Regions from separate parts of the Homo sapiens genome. Here region 1 is linked to region 2. A link is an interaction called in ENCODE POLR2A ChIA-PET data of the cell type or tissue named here. Cell type or tissue: PC-9. All regions are shown on one strand.

The links. Peaks named below come from ENCODE experiments on the same cell type or tissue, not always from the same donor. Only the 100,000 strongest peaks of a DNase experiment are listed, where the experiment ranks them.
Region 1: POLR2A ChIA-PET joins it to region 2 with 9 read pairs; 7 of 35 experiments call an interaction of 5 or more read pairs at or near these places.

Annotation. Positions count from the first base shown.
Region 1 is chr18:44,683,751-44,688,750 of GRCh38, forward strand. All of the region lies in intron 1 of SETBP1 (SET binding protein 1), which reads left to right. Among named protein-coding and RNA genes, the nearest start is that of SETBP1, 5.4 kb to the left of the region's middle. In PC-9, no CTCF peak of the experiment used is centred here; a DNase peak (open chromatin) is centred at 2,561.
Region 2 is chr18:44,819,998-44,824,997 of GRCh38, forward strand. The region is part of intron 2 of SETBP1 (SET binding protein 1); the gene reads left to right. Among named protein-coding and RNA genes, the nearest start is that of SETBP1, 140 kb to the left of the region's middle. In PC-9, no CTCF peak of the experiment used is centred here; a DNase peak (open chromatin) is centred at 2,124.

The DNA.
Region 1 (5,000 bases), 140 kb before region 2:
TGAAGTTTAAATTGAAACCAGAAAGCTATTGAAGGCAGATCCAGCCAATGAAACCCTGTTTTCTCTGATGCTCAGGAATGGGAAATAAATAACTTTTTGCTGATGGCATTTCAAGTTGCTTCAGTTTTGCTCCTGCCAGAAGAATGGGGCAAATTATTATGAACACATTAGTATTGTAAGGAGGAGTTGCAGTGCTTTAAAAATGGGATGGTGTTATTGAGTTTGTTCAGGGACTCAGTGTATGTGAGAGTCCTACCAGAGGCTGGTGGTGGGAGCACAGGAGGCTGCCCTGGAGGGTTAGCAGCACTGGGTTGAAGAAAGGAAGCCTCACAGAGGTCTTGCTGCACATCATTTTGTCTGGTCCTGGGGTTCCTGTGAAGGGAGCAAAACAATCCAATTCCATTCCTATCCTGTGGCATATGTTGAAACCTAGTGAGTTTCCCAAAATGTTTTGGGCCATAAGTTTGGGCTTCTTTTAGAGTGGTTTTTAAAGGCAACCCAGGTGTTTTACAAACTCTTCATGAAGTTGCACATACTTTGGCCTGCCATATACCTGAAAAGTGCAGGAAAGAAAACACCAGGATGTCCACAGACTATAATTCGTGAATGCAGAAAGATGATGCCAATCTACATTTTTGCTTAGCTCTGAGTTTTCGTTTTCCCTTTTTACCGAACTTTCTATTAGATTTTGATGCCCCCCTGAGATACATCACACTGGGGCTGGAGAAGGTTTTGGAGGACTGTAATTGTAGATCACTGAGTTGAAGCTTCTGGTCCTTACTGTTCTGATTTAGAAGTTTCGTAGGTTCAGTCCAGAACAGCTGTTTTTAGAAGGTTTTTTTTTTTTTTTTGCCCATTAGAGGGTACCATCTAAGGTTGAAGAACCATTAAATAATTAATTAATTAATTTTTTGTGACAGAGTCTCGCTCTTGTTGCCCAGGCTGGAGTGCAGTGGCGTGATCTTGGCTCACTGCAACCTCTGCCTCCTGGGTTCAAGTGATTCTCCTGCCTCAGCCTCCCAAATAGCTGGGATTACAGGCACCCACCACCATGCCTGGCTAATTTTTGTATTTTTAGTAGAGACGGGGTTTCACCATGTTGGCCAGGCTGCTCTTGAACTCCGGACATCAGGTGATCCACCTGTCTCAGCCTCCCAAAGTGGTGGGATTACAGGTGTGGGCCACCGCGCCCGACCGAGGAACCATTATTTTTTAATGGCCGTTAGCTTAGAAACCAGCAGTTGACTTCCTACCCTGTTCATAGCAAATGATACCAGGTAAAGAATGTGAGCAGCCCTGAAGTCCATAGGATCCTCTGGGAGGTAGCTGCCACCCCCTCCCAGGAGCCCATGATGGTTAATGATCAGCAGACCCAGGTAGAACAAGTGTAGGCAAAGCCAGCTGAGCTGACCCTCAGGTAGGCAGAGGCTGTGCCACTCCAAGTGCTGAGGAGGAATAGGGGATGAATGGTGAGCAGATAAGAGTTTTAGAACTTTGTTAGCTTGGAAAAATGTTTCCTTGGTCCAACTTATCTTTTCCCACCAAAAATACCCCCTTTCATATGCATGGCATTTTGTTCTTTTCAAAAATATCTTTATATGGCTTCCGCCCCCTTGATTCTCCTAAGGAGGAAGGCCAGATAAGCATTTTATCTCCGTTTAGAGGATGAGGCAACTGATACACTGGGTTGCCTGAAATGACACAAGTTGGTGGCCAACCTGGGGCCAGACGGCTGTGGCAAAGTGTGAAGAGCCTCACATCTGAAGTGACAAGATCCTCTTTGGATCGTGTCCCTGTACTTCCCAGTTAAATGACCCCTGGCAAGTCAGTTAACCTCTCTGAGCCTCCGGAACCTAATCAGTAAAATAAAGATAAAGATGCTTACCCTGCCTACTTCACGGGGGTTATGAGGATTAAATAATACCAGCTAATTTCTGTAATTGAACTCTGGGAGGATTTCCATGCTGCCTCCTGGAAACTGGTGCCTGGGATTATTGTTGCCATAGCCCAGCAATTAATAACCCCTTGGAATGATCAGAAATGCCCACAAGGGCTCCTCGTGTTCTAATAATTCAACCGATGTCCATATAACTGTATATATTGAATTATTAGATGCCTACTATGCCATGTGCTTTTTGAGGCTCAAAGTCTCAGGTGGTATCCAGTTGGACTCAAAGATGTCCCAGTGCTCAGGAAATGCTCTTTGAGTTAAGGATCAGCAAGAAAAAAGGAAAAAGATGTGCAAACACACAGGGAGGGGAGGCGAAGTGGAGAGAATGAGGGGGAGGTTCTCCATCAAGAAACCACAATACTTAAGCAATGGCATTCAGGACAGAATTTCTAGCCCCTCTAAAGAAAAGAACTAATAGCAGCGTTGCCGCTGTCCCAGCAAATCCAGTAAGTTCTCCAGAATCAGGAAAGTTCTTCACAGCTCATTTGTTCCCTGACTCTTCTGTGTCCCTCCTTTTACCCTTTCTCATGAGAGCTGGTTTGCCCTGCCTGGCAGCCTGCAGCAGGCACCTTGCAGTGTTCTCGAGTGAACCCCAATTTTATGCAATATGCCCCAGGCTGTGTTGTCAGACTGGTTTCTTCACTGACTCTGGACATTCTGAACATCTTCCTGCCTCCACACCTCAGCTGTCTCTGTGTTGTCACCTCCAGGTGGCCAGCTAGTTGCACCCAGCCTCCTCTGTGGGAGCTAACTAGTTCCTTCTTCCCAGCTCTCAGCTCCTCATCCCCAGTTCCCAGAGCAAGGCACCCCACTTATGCTGCCTTGCTGTTTGTTATCACTTACCCCCTCCAAGCTCTGAGCCCTTGAAAAAGGGGAGAAGTTTTCCCACACAGCCCTGAACCTTATTTATGAATGATTTTTTGTTTCCTGAATGAATCACAGCATTTATGAAGAGATAGAATATTGAAAGTCAATGTTGTTTAAGGTGTATTAACACTCTGCATTATGAAGCAACACAGTGAGGGCCCCTTAGACAGTGTGAATAATAACTACTTTAAGCCAATAATAATTGCTTTTTATATTTTTGGCTACCTTTCGGGGGTAATCACCCAAAAGTTTCTCCCTTAAAGTTTAAGAGTTAAGCATATTTTACCACATGTGCATCCTTTCAGTCACCGATTCACTCATTCAATCATCAAATATTTGTTAATAATAATAGTGCCTACTGGAGTCTCATTGTGACTCTAACACACATAGCCCTTGACTTTCTCTGAAAATTCCAATTGTATTTTTTGTCCATCTTGCTCATTTTGGCACTTAACCATACAGTCATCTTTGTTGCTGAAGTCCAAGTGCTTTTCCGCTCTTCAGTGATGGAGTGAGCCTGGCCACAGTGGAAAACAGAGAAGGCTGAGGAGGCCGGGTGCAACTAGTTGGCCTAAGAGGTCAAGAAGGCTGAGGCAGAAAGCAGCCTGGGCTCACATCTATTAGCATATGATGTGGGACAAGCTACATTGCCTTTCTACTGTTGTACAGTAAAAAAGTTTGGAGTGGTATAGAGTGTCCCTTCTAAAATTCTGTGATTCTATAGCTAGAGGTGTCCTAGGAATGTTAAGGATTTCTTAAAGGTCAGAGCTCCTCAAACCCCTTTAATGGCGCCGCCAACAACTGTCCAAACCAATCCCACTGAGGATTAATGCCCTTTGCTAAATGTTTGATGGGTTGAAAGAGTTACAGAAAGGGAAGGTGGTGCCCTGGGGTAAATAGAATTGGGGGGAGCACTTATTAGAACAGTGGAGTCAGTCTTGGAGGACAGGGAAGGGGAGAGGAGGCAATGGTGAGCTGAATGTGAGGACATACCACTAAGAGTAATGTGGAAGGAAGAAAGGGATTAAATTACCCACATCTGTTTTGAATTGGTTCTCTTTGGTAAAATAACTGACTTGAATCAAGGGAGATGGAACAGACAAAGACAGTTTCTAGGAAGTCCAGAATGTATTCTGTAGTTGAGCTTTGCTGCTGCTTCCTGTCAGGTGGCATCTGGAAACCCTGCTATGGATACTTCACTCATGTCATGGATCTAGTGGGCTGGATGTCATTTCTCCATGTAGATTCTAAAGATCATGAAGTCTAGGGCCATGCCTGGGTTCCTGAGGTGTCCTCTCCATCCCCATAGCACCTGGTCTGCCCAGCCACATTGCAGCCTGTGTTCAATAATAGCTAATGGGTTGGTTTGTGTGCATTCTGAGATCAGATACGGTGACCCACAGTCTGCAAAACCAGAGCCTTTGATTTGGGTTGGAGTAGGATCAAGGAAATTGGGCTTTGGCCTAAGGTGCTGTAAAAGTTCTGTGGGATTGATGAAGCACCTGGGAGCATACTGGTTGGATATTTAGGAAGAGGAAGCCTCTTTAAGCCACTGAAATGCTGCAATTGCTTTTAACCCAGGATCTAGTAAAGGATTTGGGATGAAAAAGGAGCATGCAATATTGTTAGCCAAATTTAGTAAACAGCAATTTCTTCATTATTCCTTTTATCTGCCAATGATTTTCAGTTCTGTCAGTGGAAAGGAGCTTCTTGGAGTTTGAATTTGTGGCTTGGAGAAAGGTTGAGATGGGGAAGCTGAATTTGATGGAACCAACTTAGTAGCCCATCAGAAGCAGTGGGAGCACCAATGTGCTTGTAGCAGACTAATGAAATCTGCGTGGCAAGTCCTGTACAGTTGTTGGTGTCTCTTTCTGTGACCTATTGTTATTTGAGCAATGAGACCTTTGATTTTTTTTTTTTTTTTGAGATGAAGTCTTGTACTGTCACGATCTCTGCTCACTGCAACCTCCACCTCCTGGGTTCAAGCAATTCTCCTGCCTCAGCCTCCCAAGTAGTTGGGATTATAGTCACCCGCCACCATGCCCAGCTAATTTTTTATATTTGTTGTAGAGACGGGGTTTCACCATGTTGGCCTGGCTGCGTCTCGAACTCCTGACCTCATGATCCGCCTGCCTCGGCCTCCCAAAGTGCTGGGATTACAGGCATGAGCCACCGCGCCTGG
Region 2 (5,000 bases):
GTGGAAGGAACAGACAACTGGAAGTTGTACTAGGCTTGCCTGTCCTGGCAGCTTTGGGAGACTGGCTGGTTATGAGGAGTGGCAGCGCTTGCTGGCAGCCCTTTCTGGCCAGCTCAGTAGGGGGACATTCCTCACCAGGGCAGCCCAGGCTGGGCTTGGAGCCACCCAGCTGAGCGCCACGTGGCGGGCAGGCAGTCACATGGCTGGGATTTGGGTTTGGAATCACAGTGCTGAACCTACAGCCTAGTCAACTCCCTGTTTTAGGGCATTCATTTTTTCAATCACACCAGTTGGTTGGCAGGTGTAAATGTTCTGGGGGAGGACACCAGAATGGAGTGAAGACATCATCTGTTTCCTAACTCTTGTAGCTTTTGACTGGGTACTTTCCTGGCCATCAAATGCTGAGAGATCTAGCACCTGCTGGTCCTCTATGTGGGCGGGAACTGTGAGGTCCAGCCTGGTGTATGTCTCTGTCCTAAGCCTTATATTTCTGAATGGTGGTGGGTGGGGGATGGGGACCAAGATTGAGACCTGGGGTTCTTTTCTCCTTTACAAACTGTGCAGGCACAGGGCACAGCTTCAGAGACCCTCCATACTGGAGGAAAATAGTGCAACTCTACTAGCTCCCTCACTTCGTCATCCACACAATTTTCTGAAATGTCAATCCTGTGCTCACTTCCTGGGAATGCAGGGTTGGAATGATTCCAGTTCCACAATGGGCAGAGATCATGTCTTGATCACTTACGGTGGAAATATTCCATGTCTAGCACAGTGCCTGGCACATGGAAATTGCTCAGTTAACACTTGTCTTATGGACTGATTGAAGATGTAGTCTCTGAGTTCAAGGAGCTCACAATTTAGTGGGAAAAGGAAGATGGATAAAGAGTCACAATGACATTGTGGTAAGTGACTTGATAGAAATGTATACTTGGTAGCTTGGGAGCCATCAAAGTAACATTTCCTTTCATTGAAGTAAGAGGATTACAGTTCCTTATTGGCAGGTAAGGATCTTGCTCCCCACAGGATATCCAAAGAAATATATTGCTTCCCACAAAGATGTATTGACTCTGGAAACAGCATGGGTTAGTGGAAAGCAGTCTAGGTTGGGGGTAGGAAGACCTGTGTTCCAGACCTCTCTTGCTGAGTGGCCTCAGGCATAATCTCTTTGTGCCACTGTTGTTTTCATACGTGAAATCAGGACGTTAACTCCTTCTCTGCCCACCTTCCAGCAAAGGCATTGCTTAACAGGCCCTACTGGCTCCCTGTCCTCTACAGAATTAAATCCAAACTCTGGAAGGTGGAATTGAGGCTCTTGCTGGTGCGTCTCTTTCCTTTTGCATCTGTCATTATGGTCACATCAGTCTCCTGGATTTCCTCAGACATTCTTTGTCTTTCTGTGTCCCTATACATCCTTGCGGGGCCCTACCTCTGCCTCAAATGCTCTTTCAGAATTGGCTTGTCCAGAGACTTTCTAAACTTAAATGGCACTTTCTCCCCTGTGCAGAATGGTCACTACCTCACCCATGGCTGGACCCATGCCTCTTTAGGCATCCTTCTAACAGAGTATTAATTCCATTTTATTGTCTTGTTTATGTACCTTTCTTCTCCCCCTGGTTTCTCAAAGACTTTATATACCCCTGCCTATCCCCTGTTCCTGACACACAGCTGAGTGTTAAATAAGTGCTTGTATTGTAGTTGAATGTATCAACATAGACTGATTCCTTAATATCTGTTATTGCAGCGGGAAAGAAAGACTCATGGGTGGAAGCTACAAAGAAGCAGGTTTCAGTTGAGTATTCAAAAGAATTTCCTCAGAATCAGAGCTGTTTAGCAAGGACCTGGGTCTCCTTGGTGTACCTGGGGACTTGTGTGCTGTCCGTAGCTAGGAACGCCTGCTGTCAAGAGCTGTACCCCACATCTGTGACAGCACAGCCCCTCTTGTGTGGTGCTGCTGGAGCAGGAAGGCAGAAGGGGCTGGGGTTCTCTGAAGCCATTATTTAAAGGATATTCCTCTCTACTGATTAAATTCTCACTTGTCTCTCCCTTTATTTCTTTGATTTCCTGCTAGTGTTCAATCAGCATTTGTTGACTGAGTGACTCTGTTTATTTGTACAACAGTGACTTTTGTTCTGCAGAATGGAATAATCCAGTCTGGAACACGAATTCCATGTCTGATTTAGGGAGAATGTTTGCTGTCTTCATTTGTAGCTCTTTAGTTTGACCAAGCACTCCCATTTTGAGAAGAAAGTTATTGAAGGTCAGTGTGGTCTATCCCTAAGTCCTTCATCATCAGCAGTCCAGGCAGTATTTGGGAAGTTAGAAGTTTCTGAGAGTGACCATGTCTTATCCCCTTCTTTATTTTTCATACCATCTAGTGGTGTCTTGCACATAAATATTCATCAGTTTAAATTTGCCTTCTAAAATTATTGATAGTTGACATTTAACCACTGACTGGCAAATAAGATCCAATCAAAATGTCATGGAGTAAAGGGTGTTTAAATTCTTTAGCTGTTCATCCCAAAATTTCCTTTAGAAATTAACCACCTGCCATAGGGAAGATGCGTAGATGATTAGGTTAGAAGTTAGATTGCAACTCTTTGCAGCTCGTTCTGCTAACCCTATTCACCAATTAGCCTCACTCTTCAACTGCCTCCGCTAAAGATACTGAACTGAAACTTGCTCCCTATGGCAGCTACATGGAGAAGCTATGGTTTTGACAGGTAGCATATGACAATGGCTATTCCACTATTGAAAACCTGGGCCTCTGACTTAGGTGCCCCCAATCTCACCTCCCCACTAGTACACATATACATGTAGTTGAAAGTCAACAATTACAGTTGTTTTCAATGGAGTATAGAAATAAGAGAGAATTGGCTGGGCACGGTGGCTCACACCTGTACTTTGGGAGGCCGAGGTGGGCGGATCACCAGAGGGTCAGGAGTTTGAGACCAGCCTGGCCAACATGGGGAAACCCCATCTCTACAAAAAATACATGTGGTGGTGTTAGCCTGTAATCCCAGCTACTCAGGAGGCTGAGGCAGGAGAATCACTTGAACTCAGGTGGTGGAGGTTGCAGTGAACCTAGATCATGCTGCTGCACTCCAGGCTAGGCGATAGAGTGAGACTTCTCCAAAAAAAAGGAATAAGAGAGAATTTATCTTTGCCTAGCTCTTCATGTCTTATTAATTAAAATAGACTACTGCTTACACAAAATATCCAGCAGAGTCAAAATCTTAGAGTGGATACTGGTTACTTGCAAGCTTTTAGCATTTAACAGAATAAAAAGAAATAGATATCCCTGGATTTGTTTTCTTACAGGTGATACTAGTGAAAAAGATCCATGCTTTCATCCATCTGAAGGAAAATACCAAATGAAACAAAAACCAATGATAGCTTCTCCCTCTCTGCTCTAACAATAAGCAGTTATATTTTCAGAAAGCAAATAAATGATTCAGCAGGAAATAGGTGGCATTTATTTCTTATGCCTAGCTCTATCATTTGGTGCTGAAAACACTTGCTCTGTGATGAGGACTCACTTCTATTCAGGCTTACGAGCTGCTGACTTAGGGACTCCCACATACCGGGAGAAAAATATTCTAGAACAGGACTTATGCTCAGGTCAAGGAAGTTCAAACCTCGATGCAGAGCAGACCCCTTGTTTATGAGACCTGGGGCTTTTGTGCAATAAAGAAATAGAAATAATCTTTATTAGCTAAAGTGGCAAAGCAGTAGAAAGGGGGATGATATATATAGGAGAGCCAAAGATCTGTGAGATCAGTCCCCTTGATTCACAAATAAGAAATGATTTTACTCCTTTCATTCCCACCCTCATTGTTCTGCTTAGTTGTGGTAAGTTCTTGAGGTGAGCAGTGAGGTTAAAACCATTTGGTTATGGGATTAGTTGAATTTAAGAGAAAACAATAGTTGGTGAATCCTTCATGTATGAGCACTTTGGCTTCATACCAACCATGGCAGTAATCCCAGGTGGCTGTGAGGATGACTGTTCAGTGTCTTGACAGGAGACATTACTCATTCTCACCCTAACCTCCATTCAAACTTCTTTTCACTCCTGCCCAAATCTTAAGACCAGTTACCTTGACTTGAGAAGTGGCTGCCTGTGTGTGTGTGCATGCATATGCATCTGTGTTATGTGTCTGTGTTTGGTGGGGGTAGGGCAGGGGCATAAATCTTAAGGCTGCAGCTCTCTTCTGCTGCTTCTCTGCAAAGTTCAACCATCCTTCAGAGCTCATCTCAAGCTACCCTTCCTTGAGCCCACCCAACAGTGCACCCTGCCTCTGAGAGTTCGGTGGTGCCCATCTAGTCTCTAGCACTCTACCCTGATACCTGCTTATTTACTGCACATAACATGGGATCTATATAGGGTTTTGTATGATTCACTTGGGTTATTGAATGTGGCATATGTGTATATCTCACTCGATTCTATTCTCTCTGTGGTAAGGGTCCACATTAAAATTTATTCATAATTTTAACAATATCACCTCACTAACCCAGTTCTTGCATAAAGTAAATGCTCCAAAGGTATTTGCTGATGGATTTCCTGATTGCGCCTCTATATTTCTGACGGTGTAACATAACACTGCCAGAGGTGTGTATCTTTCATTTTAAAAGACCCATTAATATTCAACATTAGCAGAATAATTTTCTAAATGACAAGTTACAACCTTTTGGCTGTCTCCTCTTTTTCTTTTCCCCAGGGAATTGCCCTTTTAATGCAATTGAAAAAAAGAAGGGGATGGGAAGAGAAGGAAAATGGAGGGCAGAAGAAAGAGAGCAATAGGAAGGGAAGGAAGTGGTGATTGCCTAGGGAAGCAGATGAAGAAAGGGAGTGGGTCATCGTAGCAAGTAGGTAAGGGAGGGAAATCCTGAAGCAGGAAGATAAAGGAGCAAAGTCTTGGTCTTGCTGCAGCCATGGCGACTGCTCCTCTCCTGCTCTTACTTGGAGTAGCTGCTTCCCACCTCTGCTCCCGGTAGAGTGGAGT